Linked DNA regions of Homo sapiens: region 1 is linked to region 2. Evidence: chromatin loops called from intact Hi-C (ENCODE). Cell type or tissue: GM12878. All regions are shown on one strand.

The links. Peaks named below come from ENCODE experiments on the same cell type or tissue, not always from the same donor. Only the 100,000 strongest peaks of a DNase experiment are listed, where the experiment ranks them.
Region 1: a loop joins it to region 2, with 11 times the contacts of the local background. A loop is called at or near these places in 2 of 110 quality-filtered maps.

What each region holds. Positions count from the first base shown.
Region 1 is chr2:34,009,188-34,017,187 of GRCh38, forward strand. All of the region lies in intron 4 of LINC01317 (long intergenic non-protein coding RNA 1317), which reads left to right. Among named protein-coding and RNA genes, the nearest start is that of LINC01318, 54 kb to the right of the region's middle. In GM12878, a CTCF peak has its summit at 3,725; no DNase peak of the experiment used is centred here.
Region 2 is chr2:34,735,311-34,743,310 of GRCh38, forward strand. LOC105374458 (a long non-coding RNA gene) reads right to left here and starts at 2,157. Exons shown (of 6, transcript XR_007086277.1): 1 at 1,807-2,157. LOC124907752 (a long non-coding RNA gene) reads left to right here. Exons shown (of 2, transcript XR_007086279.1): 2 at 2,011-2,921. In GM12878, a CTCF peak has its summit at 3,568 (motif pointing left); a DNase peak (open chromatin) is centred at 1,441.

The DNA.
Region 1 (8,000 bases), 730 kb before region 2:
TTGACATTTATTGTCGTATAGATCTGGTGATAAGTTCTTTCAGTTTTTGTATATCTACCAAAGCCTTTGTTTCATCTTCATCTTTGTTTATTTATATTTTTAGAGACAGGTCTTGCTATGTTGCTCAGGCTGGGCTCAAGCTCCTGTCCTCAAGTGATTATACTGCCTCAAGTCTCTCAAGTAGCTGCGATTACAGGTGCAGCCAGCTTGCTTGGCTCATCTTCATTTTCGAAAGGTGTTTTTCCAGGGCACAGAATTTTAGATTGATAGATGTTGTTCTGTCTTTTAGTTTGCATTGTCTCTGACAAGAAATAAGCCATAATCCTCATTTTTATTTCTTTGTATGTGATATGACTTTTTCCTCTGGCTACTTTTAATATGTTCTCTTTATCATTGATTTTGAGCCATTTGAAAAGATGTGCCATGGCCTATTTTCTTCAGTTGCTAGTGTTTGGGGTTTGTTTGGCTTCTTGCATATACAAGTTTAGTTTTGATCAAATTTTGAAAAATTTTGACTATGATTTTTTCAGATATTCTTTTATGCCACCTCCATTCTCTCCCAACCCAGTGATTGCAGTTACACATGATTGGGCTGCTTGATATTGTTCCACATTTCATGATGTTCTGTTCATTTTTTTAAAAAAACTCTTTTTGATCTTTTCATTTTGGAGAGTTCTCTTGCTATGTATTCAAGTTCATTAATTTTTTTTGCAGTGTCTAAACTGCTCTTTATCAGGTCTTTTTCCAACTCACACATTATACTTTCATCTCTAAAAGTTTGATTTAGGTCTCTCAAAAAATGTATCCTCCTCTCTATACTTTAATTTTTGAAGGTATGATTATATAGTGGTAACATCTATTTTAATGTCCTTGTCCTCTACTTCTGACATCTGCTTTTATTCCGAGTCAATTTTGATTGATTGTATTCTTTCTTTATTATAAGTTGTATTTTCCTTCTCATCTGTTTGTCTAGTAATTTGTTATTGGATTTCAAATGTTGTGAATTTTAACTTCTTTGCTTTTGTGTTCTTTTTTATTTAGATAACTATTGGCCTTTGTTCTGGAATGCATTTAAGTTACTCAGAAAAATTTGGCTTCTTTAGATTTTTACCTTTAAGATTTGCTAGGTGGAAGTACAGAAGTGCTCAGTCTAAGGAGAATTATTTCTCCCTACTGAGGCAAGATCCTTCTGTATAATCTACCCAATGCTAAGTGGGTCATGAGGATATTTATTTTCCCCAGTGGGAACAGGCATTATTCTATGCCTGTCTTGCGTGAATGTTGGGCGCAGTTAACCACTAATCCTTTTGGGGGCTTCTTTCCTTAGCCTCAATGCATTTGCTGATCATTACTCAGCTGAACGCTGAGGAGGTCTCTTTCCAAATGTTAGGAGTTCCTCCTCTGTCCAGTTTTCTCCTTTCTTGTGCGTTGTCTTAAGAACTGTAGCCACCTTCACAGACTTTTAGCTCCATTTCCTCAAGTCAGATGGTTCATTGTGCTTTGCTTAGGTTTCTTCTACCTGCACCATAATTTAAAACCTTTTAAGAACATAAGCTGAGTAATTATATAGGGATCACCTTATTTGCTTTCTGTTTTTTCAGGGATCACTTTCCTTCATTTCCTGACATACGACATTGTGAAAATAATTTTTAAAGAATATTTTGCCTTTTGTTCAGACTAGAGCATGAATTTGGCCAGATTAGAAGTCCTCAAGTGAACTGAAGTCAGATTTCAATATTGTATACATTTTTCAACTTCTTTGTTTATATCTAATCACCTCTCAGGAAGGGGATTCATCTTAAACTTGTGCATATTCCCTGTGATACTGTATTTGCTGTAAATTTACAAATGTCCTGATATAAGAAATAATGATAGCATAGGAGTAACTTGCAATTAAAAAATGTGTGTCTATCATATGATGTTTAGTACTGTTCTCTTGGGTTTACTGTATTTTTATCTAGATTCCTGTAATATAAGAAGAAGGGCTGGACCAGTCTGACTTTGAGTGGAAGGTGGGAGTCCGAGGGCCTGGAATCCTGGGGTTTAAACTAAGTCAATAATCAGGTAGAAAAGTTAAAGTCCAAATGGTAAAAGGAAAGTCATGAGAAAGAGATACAAGGGAGTTCAGTGACTGGGATTCAAATCTCGGTGAGAAATCGAGTGTGGAAGCTGGAAACAAGGAGAGAGTGGAGAAAAGCAACACTGTGAATATCCTGAGAGATATACTGGGTGTAGATGGCCCTCCCCTTGAAACTTAAAAAAAAAAATAATCTGCACTTTGGGAGGCCGAGGCAGGTGGATCACTAGGTCAGGAGTTTGAGACCAGCCTGGCCTATATGGTGAAACCCCATCTCTACTAAAAATACAAAAGTTAGCTGGGCATGGTGGGCCTGTAGTTCCAGCTACTCGGGAGGCTGAGGCAGGAGAAATAGCTTGAACCTGGGAGGCAGAGGTTGCAGTGAGCCGAGATGGCACCACTGTATTCTGTCTCAAAGCAAGACTCTGTCTCAAAAAAAAAAAAAATCATCTGGCATGGATATGGTGAAAGGATGAGTGAACCTGACATAAAGAGATAGAAGTATGATGGAAAATCATTTACAGCACATAACTACAACAAATTCCTCTCTCAAATCTGTTAGTGTGGCTCTAATTACTACATTAGGTCTATAAACTCCGCCGCCATCCTGCTTATTCACAGTGGTTTCCTGGCTTTGTTGCTTTATAACTAAGATATATGTAAACATAATAAACACTCACACAAAACATCTGTCTCAAATTGGTTCTTTTTCTTTGTAAAGAAGCCAGAAACTTTGATATGATCACAGTAAAAAGATCATACTGTTTGTTATACTTAGGGCTTTTAATTACCTTAGCAAGTGTTTTAAATGAATAATAAGTTTACAATTCAAACAGAATACATAAGGTTGTAATTTCTTAAAACATATTTCGTGTTGATTTGTTCTTTGTACAGATATAGCTTCTAAATATAGTAGCATCTTGATAGGCTTTAATATAATTATAAATTTGTATTATTTCTGCCATCCGTCACATTCCATAAAAGCCAGATAAAAACTTCTGAAAACCGTTTAAAGTAATGATAGTGCTATGTTCTGGCACTTTACTGAAGGTCATGCAATGCATAATCTAATTTAATACTCACAATAATGCTATGAGGTAGTTATTACCATTTTCTAGAAGAAACTCCGGTTTGGAAAGTGTAAGTATCTTGTCCAAAGTTGCAGTTATCAGGGAGAGCAAAGTCAGGTCTGTTTGACTTCAAAATTCTTAATCACTACTTTGCTCTTATTTCTCCCTCTTTCTCATTTTCTCTTTCTGTCTGTTTTGTTTGTAGAGGACTGAGCTGCAAACTCAACAGGCTTCTCAGTGCCCCACCTTACTATCATCTTACTTAGCCACAAGACCATCCTAGAATCTGTTGTTGGAATTCATCAAACGGGCTTGCCAGCTTTGTAAAGAGTTTGGATGAATTAGGAGGTTCTCTGTCACTCCCTGTAATGCCTTAGAAACATACTTCAGGATGATATTGCACAGGCAACCCATAAAAATTAACATAACACAATATGTTTTCTTTATCTCTGCTGTTGTAAAGTTCAGATTAAATTTCCTTTTAATACAACCCAGTAGAAACCAAATTTTCATTGTTTATTGGACAGGAGAGAAGCTTGAGTCTGTGGGCGCTGCCTCACGATGACTGACGGGGGCAGCAGAGGGCTTTCCAAGTGAGCTTGCACAAGGCCAAGTGAGAGAAGCATCCCTTGGCTATGTTGGAAGTAGCGGCGGGGGGAAGGGTGAGTTGTGGCACGAAAGGTTATCAGGAGTCATGGGAAGAAAGAGAAAGAGAGATCAAGTCATGATTGTAGCTAGGCCAGGTATGAGAGACTTGGAGAAATTGGTAAGATTAGAGTTGAGGATAATAACCAGTTGAATAGACAAAAACCCCATTTGTAGATACAAGGCTATCTGGCCCTATCCAGCTTCAAGCTATAAAGTGCCATATTTATGGCTTTTCAAAATCCTTCATGGTGTCTCTTAGGATGTTATAAATTTTGTATTTATTATGGTTATTATGTTCATTTAATATATCTGTTTATATTATTTAATTTTCTTACGTTCTAGTAAAAATCTCACAAATTCTCATAAAAATCCTATGGTGGATATTTATCCAAATGTTACATAGAAAGAAACTGAGTAAGGTCAGAACATTTGGGGTTAGATCTCAGGTCGAATCCAATCTCAGATACCAAATTCTCCCTCAATTTCTCATACCTTGACAATTTTCTTCTACCTAAAGATTATTTTTGTAACTAGGAAATGTGAAGAAAATCAATGCAGTGATATTTCAAAAGCCCAAATTCTCTAAATCTATTTTCGTTTACTCAATGTTCTTTAGAATGCATTTATTGGAATGAAAATCTTTTCCTTGGAGATTGAGTTCTTTGGTGCACAATTTAAATCATTTTATTATTGAATTATCTGAGGGTAATATGAGAATAGTAGATGTTATAAGACTAGGGATTCCCTAATAGTCTCAGTTGCAGAAATGTAAATGACCCTGAGAGCTTCAATAACTCATAGAATTGTCACCTCATTTTAGGAGCTGATGCATGTTACCATATAAACATGACATATTAAGCTGAGATGAAAAATTGAAACAGCCATTTATACATGTTCAAAGTGTTTATGAAGTTGCATACTAATATATTGGTTGGTATATACAAATTTTAAAACAGTTTAAACATATTTAAAAGTTTATTTTCCAGTATAATTCTAGAGGAAGGGCTGGCATTTGTGGAACCCTGATTTTCTCAGGGTTTGATTGAAATATTGAATTCAGCAAAACTTGAAAAGGTTAAAAGTCAAAAGTGATTTTAGTGCTGGCGTAGCCATAGACCACACATTAGGATGCTCTGCCTAATCTCAACATAGCCTTTAGGAAAATAAAAATATATAAGTAAAAAGAATGTGTGTGTGAAACAACTACTTTTCAAATGGTTTAATTGTATACAGGGAAACCAACAATAGAATTTTCCCTTAAGTTACCCAGATATGGCAGTTTTATGCATACATTGTAGGACTCTGCTTAGATTGATACATTTTGCTTAGATTAAGGCTATGTAAAATTAATGGATGGAATCTTCAAACCTAATCCTTGGGTTAATTCTGTTAATTTTAAAATGTTAATTTAGGCAAATGCTTTGCGTGTCTGTATGTGTATCTGTGTGTGTATGAGCACATGAGTTTAATGTGTCCTGTTCACCTTTGCACCCCTTGCCTAGCAAAACTCTCAGCGGGCTGCTTTCACTTAATGTTTATGAACAAAACTATACGGTTGTAGGAAAATTACATCGATTTTTGCTTTGTAACAATGACAATATCAGCTGATAAAATTGAAGAGTCAGATGAAGATCAGCAAATCCAAATTCTAGTGTATCATTTATTAACCATGTGACTTTGGGAGAGCCATGCAACTTCTGCTTTTTCATTTCTACCGTGGAATAATTATAATTCTTTACTCTAAGGATGGTTTAGTGCAGCAGTGCACAACCTTTTTGGTACCAGGAACCAGTTTTGTGGAAGACAGTTTTTCCGTGGACCAGGGTAGATTGGGGTGTGGTTTCAGGATGATTCGAGTGCATTACATTTATTGTGTACTTTATATTATTATTACATTATAATATATAATGTAATAGTTATATAAGTCAACATAATGTAGAATCAGTGGAAGCCCTGAGCTTGTTTTCTGGCTATTAGATGGTCCCTTCTGGGGATGATGGGAGACAGTGACAGATCATCAGACATTATAAGGAATATACCTTAAGGTATTAAAAGCCATCTATGACAAATCCACAGCCAGCATTATGCTGGGGAAAAGTTGAAAGCATTTCCCTTGAGAACTGGAACAAGACAAGCATGCCCACTTTAATCACTTCTATTCAACATAGTACTGGAAGTCCTAGCCAGAGCAATCAGACAAGATAAATAAATACAGGGCATCCAAATTAGTAAAGGGGAAGTCAAACTGTCACTTTTTGCTGATGATATGATTGTCTACCTAGAAAACCCTAAAGACTTAGCCAAAAAGCTCCTAGATCAGATAAATGAATTCAGTAAAGTTTGAGGATACAAAATCAATGTACACAAATCAGTAGCTCTGCTATACACCAACAGCGACCAATCTGAGAATCAAATAACACAACCCCTTTTACAATAGTTGCAAAAAAATTTAAATACTTAAGAATATACCTAACCAAGGGAGTAAAAGGCCTCTACAAGGAATACTACAAAACACTGCTGAAAGAAATTATAGACAACACAAACAAATGGAAACATATCCTATGTCTATGGATGGGTAGAATCAACATTGTGAAAATGACCATACTCCCAAAAGCAATCTACAAATTCAGTGCATTTCCCATCAAAATACCATCATTCTTCACAGAACTGGAAAAACAATCCTAAAATTCATATGGAACCCTAAAAGAGGCCACATAGCCAAAGCAAGACTAAGCAACAAGAACAAATCTGGAGGCATCATATTAACTGACTTCAAACTATACTATGAAGCTATAGTTACCAAAACAGCATGGTACTGGTATAAATATATGCATGTAGACCAATGGAACAGAATAGAGAATCTAGAAATAAAGCCAAATATTTACAGCCAACTGATCTTCGACAAAGCAAACAAAAACAAAGTGGGGGAAAGGACACCCTATTCAGCAAGTGGTGCTGGGATAATTGGCAAACCACATATACAAGAATGAAACTGGATCCTCCTCTCTCACCTTATACAAAAATCAATTCAAGATGGATCAAAGACTTAAATTTAAGGCCTGAAACTGTAAAAATTCTAGAAGACAACATTGGAAAAACTCCTCTGGACATTGGCTTAGGCAAAGAGTTCATGATCAAGAACCCAAAAACAAATGCAACAAAAATGAAGTTAAATACATGGGACTAATTAAACTCACAGCAAAATAAATAATCAGCAGAGTTAACAGACAACCCACAGAGTAGAAGAAAATACTCAAAAACTATGCAGTCAACAAAGGACTAATACCTAGAATATATAAGGTACTCAAACCAATCAGCAAGGAAAAAACAAATAATAACATCAAAAAGTGGGCAAAGGACATGAATAGACAATTTTTTTTTTTTTTTGAGATGGAGTTTCACTCTTGTCGCCCAGTCTGGACGGAGTGCAATGGCATGATCTCGGCTCATCGCAACCTCTGCCTACCGGGTTCAAGCAATTCTCCTGCCTCAGCGTCTTGAGTAGCTGGGATTACTGGTGCCCACCATCATGCCTGACTAACTTTTGTATTTTTAGTAGAGACGGGGTTTCACCACATTGGCCAGGCTGGTCTTGAACTCCTGACCTCAGGTAATCCACCTGCCTTGGCCTGCCAAAGTGCTGGGATTACAGGCATAAGCCACCGTGCCTGGCCATGAATAGGCAATTTTCAAAAGATATACAAATGGCCAATAAACATATTTAAAAATGTTCAGTATCACTAATGATCAGGGAAATGCAAATCAAAACCATAATGTGATACCACTGTACCCCTACAAGAATGGCCATGATTAAAAAATCATAAATAGATGTTGGATGTGGTGAAAAGGGAACACTTTTACATTGCCAGTGGGAATATAAACTAGTGCAACTACTATGGAAAACAGTATGGAGATTCCTTACAGAACTAAAAGTGGATCTACTATTTAACCTAGCAATCCCACTACTGGGTTCCCAGAGGAAAAGAAGTCATTATATGAAAAAGACACTTGCACATGCATGTTTATAGCAGTATAATTCACAATTGCAAAAATATGGAACCAGCCCGAATGCCAATTAATCAATGAGAGGATAAAGAAAATATGCTATTATATGTACATATATATGCTATTATATATATGAGATTATATATAATATATATATATATCTCTCATATATATGGAGTTGTAGATCATTATTCTAAGTG
Region 2 (8,000 bases):
CCAAAATGTAGCTAGACAATGAGTTCTCTGAGAGCAGGATCCACCTATTTGGTTGTAATAGTTTTGTTTCTATAAATGTTGAATGAGTGGATCGATTTATCAAAATAGAGTTTATGAACATAAAAAATTGCCTTATGCAACCAAGTTTGATAATAACAACATGACCTTGATATTAAACTGAAAAAAGGCATCTTCCAGTCTCTACTATTACCACCTCTCCCCAACTATTATAGCCATTCAAATCTCTAACCAGGCTGAATATTAAATAAAATGGTTTACCATCTGATGTTAAGGTATAAAGATAAGATTTTTTTTTTTCTGAATTAAAAAAAATAGTCCAAAGAAGAAGGAAGAAGAAAGGGGATATAATGAGAATGTAAGTATCCAAGAAATATTGACTGTTTTGATTTATGTAATGAAATTAAAAAGTCGAAAGCCAGTTTTAAAGCATTTCAAAGTAATATCACAGAAATTAATTTGAAGGATACATTTAATGTTTTGAATCATAACCTGTCAAGCCTGGCATGCATTTTAACTGAGTTTTAAAAAAAAGCATTCTGACGCTATTGTATGGACATTAGAGTTTTAAATACAACAGAACTACCTAAGAAATAATGATACAATAGAAATCAGTTTCCTGGCTGTAATAAAGTATTTCAGTTGAAATCATGATAAATGTTAAAGGAAATATTTTGATTATTTAAATAACAAAATTGGCTGTTTGTAAAACCTGGTTAAACCTGATAACTTCTAGAACAATATTTCTGATTTTAACTCCATTCTGCTTTCCTTAATTTTGTACAGACACACACATGCACATAAGTTTATTAAATTTTCACAAACTGAACACCCCTGTGCAACCAATACCTGGATCTAAAAAGAGAACATTTTCAACCCACCAAAAGCCCTCATTATGCCTTTTTATCTGTACCTGCCCTCCAAAGTAATTACTAATTATTATGCACTTAAATGATAAGGGCTGTAGAGATATGGATGGGGCACCAAGAGCTTCTGCTACAGTTTACTCCTTGCCCTAACCAGATCCCCGCTTGTCTGGTATTAAGTTTAATCTATCACTGTTTCTTCATGTGGCAGTTGGTCAGTGTTTCACTGAAAAAAACACAATAGAAGAGGTGGGACTATAGTCAGCACTGCTTCATTGATTCTGAAGCTGAAATTTATATTTAGTATTTCTCCACCTCTTTCTCCAATTTTACATTCCCTTCATTCTCAACCAGCCCTCTCACTGTTATGGGTTGCCTATCCAGTAGATAAATATAGAATTTAATCATTCAGAAGTCTGTGCCACTGGATAGCATATCCTTATAAGGCCATCCTTGCTATAATTACCCATTAACAGATATCACTCAACATGGTAACTTAAGAAAGAAAGAATAGCATGCCCTTGTAAGGCCATGCTTTCTATAATTACCCATTAACAGATATCACTCAACATGGTAACTGTCAGGCCTCTGAGTCTAAGCTAAGCCATCGTATCCCCTGTGACATGCACGTATACATCCAGATGGCCTGAAGCAACTGAAGATCCACAAAAGAAGTGAAAATAGCCTTAACTGATGACATTCCACCATTGTGATTTGTTCCTGCCCCACCCTAACTGATACGATATATTCTCCCCTGCCCTTAAGAAGGTACTTTGTAATATTTTCCCCACCCTTGAGAATGTACTTTGTACGCCTATCCCAAATCTATAAGAACTAATGATAATCCCACCACCCTTTGCTGACTCCTTTTTTGGACTCAGCCCACCTGCGCCCAGGTGAAATAAACAGCCTTGTTGCTCACACAAAGCCTGTTTGGTGGACTCTCTTCACATGGACGCGCATGACAGTAACACCAGGAGATTCCCCAAGGACTATCTTAAAGTTTAGACATAATTCTTCTTAACCCCATCAGGTAGTAGCATTCCTAGCTCTTGATGATAATCAAGTTCTATTATTCTTGCTAATATAGTAACTTTGTTTGTTTTGCTTGCTGGTCTTTTGGCAGGAGAAGCGTCAGATAATTAGGCAGCAGTCCAACAATTAGGTTTTGTGGAACTTTTACTATGTCATCTATTTATTGGAATTCCCCCTGGATACCAGGACCCCCTCCAGCAGAGCTTAAAGTTATAGTTACAGGAAGTACAAATTCCTTATGTGGATCCCTGGAAGTGTGATGAGAAGAACCACTGTTTCCAAGATCTATTTATTCTATTTATCAGGCCTATAAAATCATGTAATGGCCATGGCTTCAACTAGACTCCACATCTTGAATCACAGAACTCAACGAATGGCATCAACTACAAGCTGGTATTCTGCTATACATTTAAGAGGCCATTTTAATATTCTATTAGTCTAGCAGCTTCTAAGTGATGAGGGATATGGGGGGACTGGAGGATCCCGTGCTCACTTCCTTTTCTGTAAAAGGAGCTCTTTGATCCAAGGTGACATGGTATGGGATCCAATGACAATAAATCAGTTATTCTGTGAACCCTGATCAAAACTTGACTAAACTTTTGACAGTTAGGTTTTTTCCTGACCACAGACTCCTCACCTTTCTTTTCTTAGAAAATTTACATTGGAAAACAGATGTAAATTTTCTCCAGCCTCTTGCAAGGTTTACAGTCCAGGACTTTGAGGTCCTGGGAGTCATCCTTTTGAAATACAATCATCAAAGAAGATAGTGCTCCAATCTCCTAGTCTCTGTGGGAGGGTTGGAACCTAACTTCAGTAAACTAATCACCAATTAGCAAACACAGAGGGGCTGATCATACTGACCCACTTTCCCACTAAAATGTCTAGTACTTTCCACCAGCTCACCACAGTGCTTAAAAACTCTCCTGTCTTTTGTTTTACTAGAGTTGAGTCCAATCTCTTTCATCTATTGCAATAGTGTTGAATAAAGTCTTCCTTGCCTAACTTGTCATGTGTATTTTTTCTCTGACTGCCTTCAGAGAGTGTTATTGTCCAAGACACTGAAAAATAGAAACACAACCTTCATCTAGAAAATGCAAGAATCTCAGTAAAGATGAATCATTGTTCTGCCACCATGGAAGGCAGCTAGTTGTAGTCAATTAGCCAAAAAGTACCTGGTTGGTTTCCTTGAGGGGATGGCATGCGTATTAATCTGGATCCAGTCAGGACATAGAAATCATAGCAACAATTTAAACAAGAAAAATTAATGTAAGGTATTATTAACTACTAACAGGAGTGAAAGAGTGTTGTACATGTAAGACTGAGAGAGCAAGAACAAGGAAGGAATAAGAACTTAGAAGAGACACCATCCCCCAGCCTGAGAATCAGATCTTATTAGAAAGAGTGTTGCTACCCCAAAAATATGCAAAAGATCAGTGGGGAAGAAGTTTGCTGGAACATGTGGGCTTGGATTGTTGGGTAGAAAAGTCGTGTGGGGTGGTCAAAAAATTACTACAGAGTGTTTGCCACTAGGTCTCTGGCACACTAATTTCCTAGTAGCTACATCACAGGAAAACAAAAGTACACCAGTACCAAGGAGAGAAGCCCCTTCCTCTTACTATAACCTTTCAATGTCCTTCCATTGCCCCCTGTTGACAAAGCTTAACATTGCACCAGCTGGCAAAGGAGAAATGTTCACGGGATTAAGGGCCAGTATCACAGATCAGGTCAAAGAAAGGTGAACTAGGAGTTTACAGACAATAAATTAATAACCAGTGTCATATCAAGGGGTCAGTGTTGGTCTAAATTTCTGACTGGTCACACATTCAGTAGCAGCACTGGCCGCTTAGTGAGAAGGAGCCCATAGTGAAGGTCCCACTTGTGGCCTGACTTTCTCCAATGCTGGCAACTACAATTGTGGGATTATATGCAAGCACTGGAGTGGCTGAAGTCAAAGGGTGGCTAGCCACTGTTAGATGAGTCTTTCTAACCTAGTTGTCTGTGCTTTCTCTGTGATGAATGTTGGTGGGCACCGCCATGAGACACAAAAATCCTCACATTTTATTTACTTTCTCATAGTAAAATCTGCATACTTTTCTTCAAATGTCTGCTCTTCCAGTCTTACTCTGTACTGTTTTTTTTTTTCTTTTTGACTGAGTCTCATTCTCTCATAAGGCTGGAGTGCAGTGGTGCAATCTCAGTTCACAGCAACCTCTGCCTCCTGGGTTCAAGTGATTCTCCTACCTCAGCCTCCCAAGTAGCTGGGACTACGGGCATGTGCCACCACGCCCAGCTAATTTTTTTGTATTTTTAGTAGAGACGGGGTTTCACCATGTTGGCCAGGATGGTCCCGATCTCCTGACCTTGTGATCTGTCCACCTCGGCCTCCCAAAGTGCTGGGATTACAGGCATGAGCCACCGCACCCAGCTGGTTCTTGACGAAGAAACTAGGTCTTTCATCTCTGCCCCAAAATTTATTAATACCCTCAGTGCAAGCGTCTTCTTCTACGTCAAAGTGATAACCTAAAGCTTTGTTCAAAATTCTGTCCATTAGTAAGATTTTCCCTCAATGCTGTTTTCTGAAGCCATTTCTATTTTTGGCTGGTATCAATACATTGGTTTATAGTAACTAGCCTCTTCATAAATCTGGGCCAGATTTACGTCCACAGGCTGGACATAAGGAATTCCATATGAAGTCATAGCTGTGAGCTGAGGATGAGATACTGGAACAACAGAATTTGGTACTTGGAGTCTTGGTCACCTCTTTTTGTAACTTACTTGTCATCTCTGAATTCATGTCTCTGAATTCTGATTAGGCTGTAGGCCTAATTTTTGTCATTGCTATCATATGGTGGATTTATATTGTGCCTATACAACTTCATTATTTGATAGGTTGATAATTCCCAATTTATAATTAGTAGCACCAATAATATCCTTAATAGTCACTTGATATACTGGCACTGGACACTTAGTCCCTTTGAGGTTAAGCTATAAGTTAATAACCAAATACTTATCAGTCAACTTTTTTTTAAACTGTGATTATGAAGATAAGCTCCATAAAGAGAAAAGCTAAGTCTGTCTCATATACTAAGCCTAGTCATCATGAATATTAAAGTTAGGCACATAGTAGGTGTTCAGTAAATATTTGTTGAGTAAATACATCCTAGAGTAACTTCATGGAATTATTTGATGATGAGAGATTTAAATCAGTGCCATAAGTCAGCCGATAACAGGTAATACTTTTTCAATTAGACAATATAAGCATAGCTCAGAATTCAGGTTGTCCTATTTTGCAGCAGCATCAGGAGAAGAGGAGGAACAAGGAAATGAGGAAGAAGAGGAAAAGGAGGAAGAGGAAAAGGAGAAGATAGTATTTTTCGTATCTAAAACTAAGATTTCAACATGCCGTATTCACAGTGTTCAAAGGGTGATACCAGTCAGTGTGGGAGAAGGAGGAGTGTGCTTATTATTTTATCTAGATGTCACTGCTATTTTTTATGAATCAACTTGCTACTTTATTAGAATATGAAATATTTCTTTTGTCTTAAATTTATATATGCTGGTGCAAAACTTCTTGAGAATTATAAAATGGCTATGACCAACTGTAGAGTCATTTTCAGAATCTATAGCTTGCGATTCCAGAAATGAAATGCTATTAAACATTAGCAATTAAAGATGCAGTTGTCGTTACTGACCTAAATTCACCAGTTGTAGTGATACTAACATAAAGATTTACAACATTTTTATGAAACATTAATAATCTGTGACTATGTCAAGGTGGGGCTGGGAGATAAAAGGCAAATACCCTTTCCATTTCACTTATGAAGCTGCTTTACAAGGTTTCAATTAGATCTTTCTTTTTACCCCTGAGAGAAACTAACAAATCTATTGCATTAATTATGGTTTCAAGACAGGATCATGACAGCCAAAATTATAAAATTACAGTCATTGCAGTTGTGTAGGCTCTACTTCTCTCATTCTGTGTGCCTGTAGAGTTGGAATGTAACTTTACAACTGATATCTTAAGAGGCAGTGCAAATGCAGAACAAATATGCTGTGCAGAGCGAGAGAAAGAGAAGTGATAAAGCCAAAGAACATTGTCTGATTAATCAAACAAATCATTGAATGTGGCTTATAATATTTAAAATGCAAGACTTTAATCCATCGATTACCATTTGAAGTATATTCATGTTTTTAAAGAACAGAACACGATTATATTTCAATATATAATTTCTGTACAGCCAAAAAATAAAACACCACAGTAAAATAATGGGAGAAACATAATATTTAAAATGCTTGACAAAATGTTAACATCCTTAATCATAAATGAGCTCTTAGTAACAAAGAGATTAACTTTACAAGGGAAATGAAAAAGAAAAAGAGGAAAATGAAATAGCACAAATGACTTATAAGGTTATGTAAAGATGATATAGCCTAATGTTAATAGATAAAAGGCAATTTCATTATAAATTATATTATCAATGCTTACAAATATTGATACCTAATGTTTGTATGGCTGTAGGAAATGAGGAATTCTCAAATACTGGGAAAATTTACTCCTGTCATGAGAAATTTAGTCAAAATATAGATTTTGCATATTCTTTGCCCTGGCAGTTTCAATCCATAGGAATCATTCCAACAAAGTAGTTGGATGAATTTATATATATATATATATATATATAATATATATATTTTTATATAATATAATATATATTATATAAAAATATTTTTATATAATATAAAATTATATTTTATATAATATAAAATTATATATATATATACACATGAATGTTTACTACATAGAAAATGTGTAAGTGATATATCATCTGCCGAGTAACCACTTAAGTATCAACTGGTTTATAAAATAAGAGATTGGGAGGTGGAATTAGAAAGAAAAAAGGCACTTAAGTAAAAATACTAGATTTCACAACATTCTATGTCCTTTGAATTCTTAAAAAAGATCATGTTTTAATGAATCAGTTTTATGTTTACCCTGCGATAAGTAAAAATTATAAATATATGCATTTTATACTTAGGAAAGCACTGAGATGAAACCCTTTTAATTCCACCATCCTGTCTCCTTTGTTCAATAATGTATATTCATGCTTCTATCAAATTCAGTTTTAGTTTTTCATGTGTATGCATATATGCTTGTATACACACATGCATACATAGAGTGGGAAAGAGCTATCTCTGAATATATATTGTTGTATTTGTGTGTGTTTATATGTGTGTTTGCATATGAATGTTTGTATGTGTGTGTGCATGTAGGTGTAGCTAGAAAGAAAGAAATGGGAACTTTTAACTATGAGTCCACAGAACTGTCCCAAATCACAATACAGCTATTTGAAAATAGAAAGGATTGGCATGGTCATTTATTATTTCCCTTAACATTTTTTTAATCTAAAAACTAATTGAATGCCTCTTCTGAAAAATATATTATGCCAATAATATACCTTATGACTAAGGCAGTCAGCAGGGTAAATTTCCAGATTATTATTTAAAAAGCTATTGTCTGTAGAAAAGAAAAGCCATGCATAAAAATCTTATCTCTTTTGATATGGGTAGTATGTTAAAGAACACTGTCACAGCATTTCCTAAATCTAGAAAATAAAATTTGTTGGAAATATCCGTATTTTAGGATATTGTCTAAAAACATGATTAAAGTTTTAAAATGGAATGTATCAAGTGATCCAGAGCCACTTAGGTAACTAGCTAATGCCATAGATGAAAAGCACTTGCAGGCAGAGATAACTAGTTGTGAGCTGATTTTATATATTCAAAAGGAATGATTTTATTTTTGATGAAATAAAATTTAAAAAATAATGTGCAATCAATTAAAAATCATAATATGCAGGAGACAGACTTAGTAGTATTACATTTAATAATCAAGGCAATGCTTTCTGAAATACCTAACTTGTAGAATAAATCATATTTATAGCATGAATAAATTAGGAAATAGGTGACTGAAAGAGTAGGTTAATTAAAATTAGTGCATTTTCTGAACTGGAAAAGGAAATACCGTGGTGAGCTAGTCTATCAGAGTCTGGCAGTGATTTCAGCCAAAGTAATCAAAGCAGATGG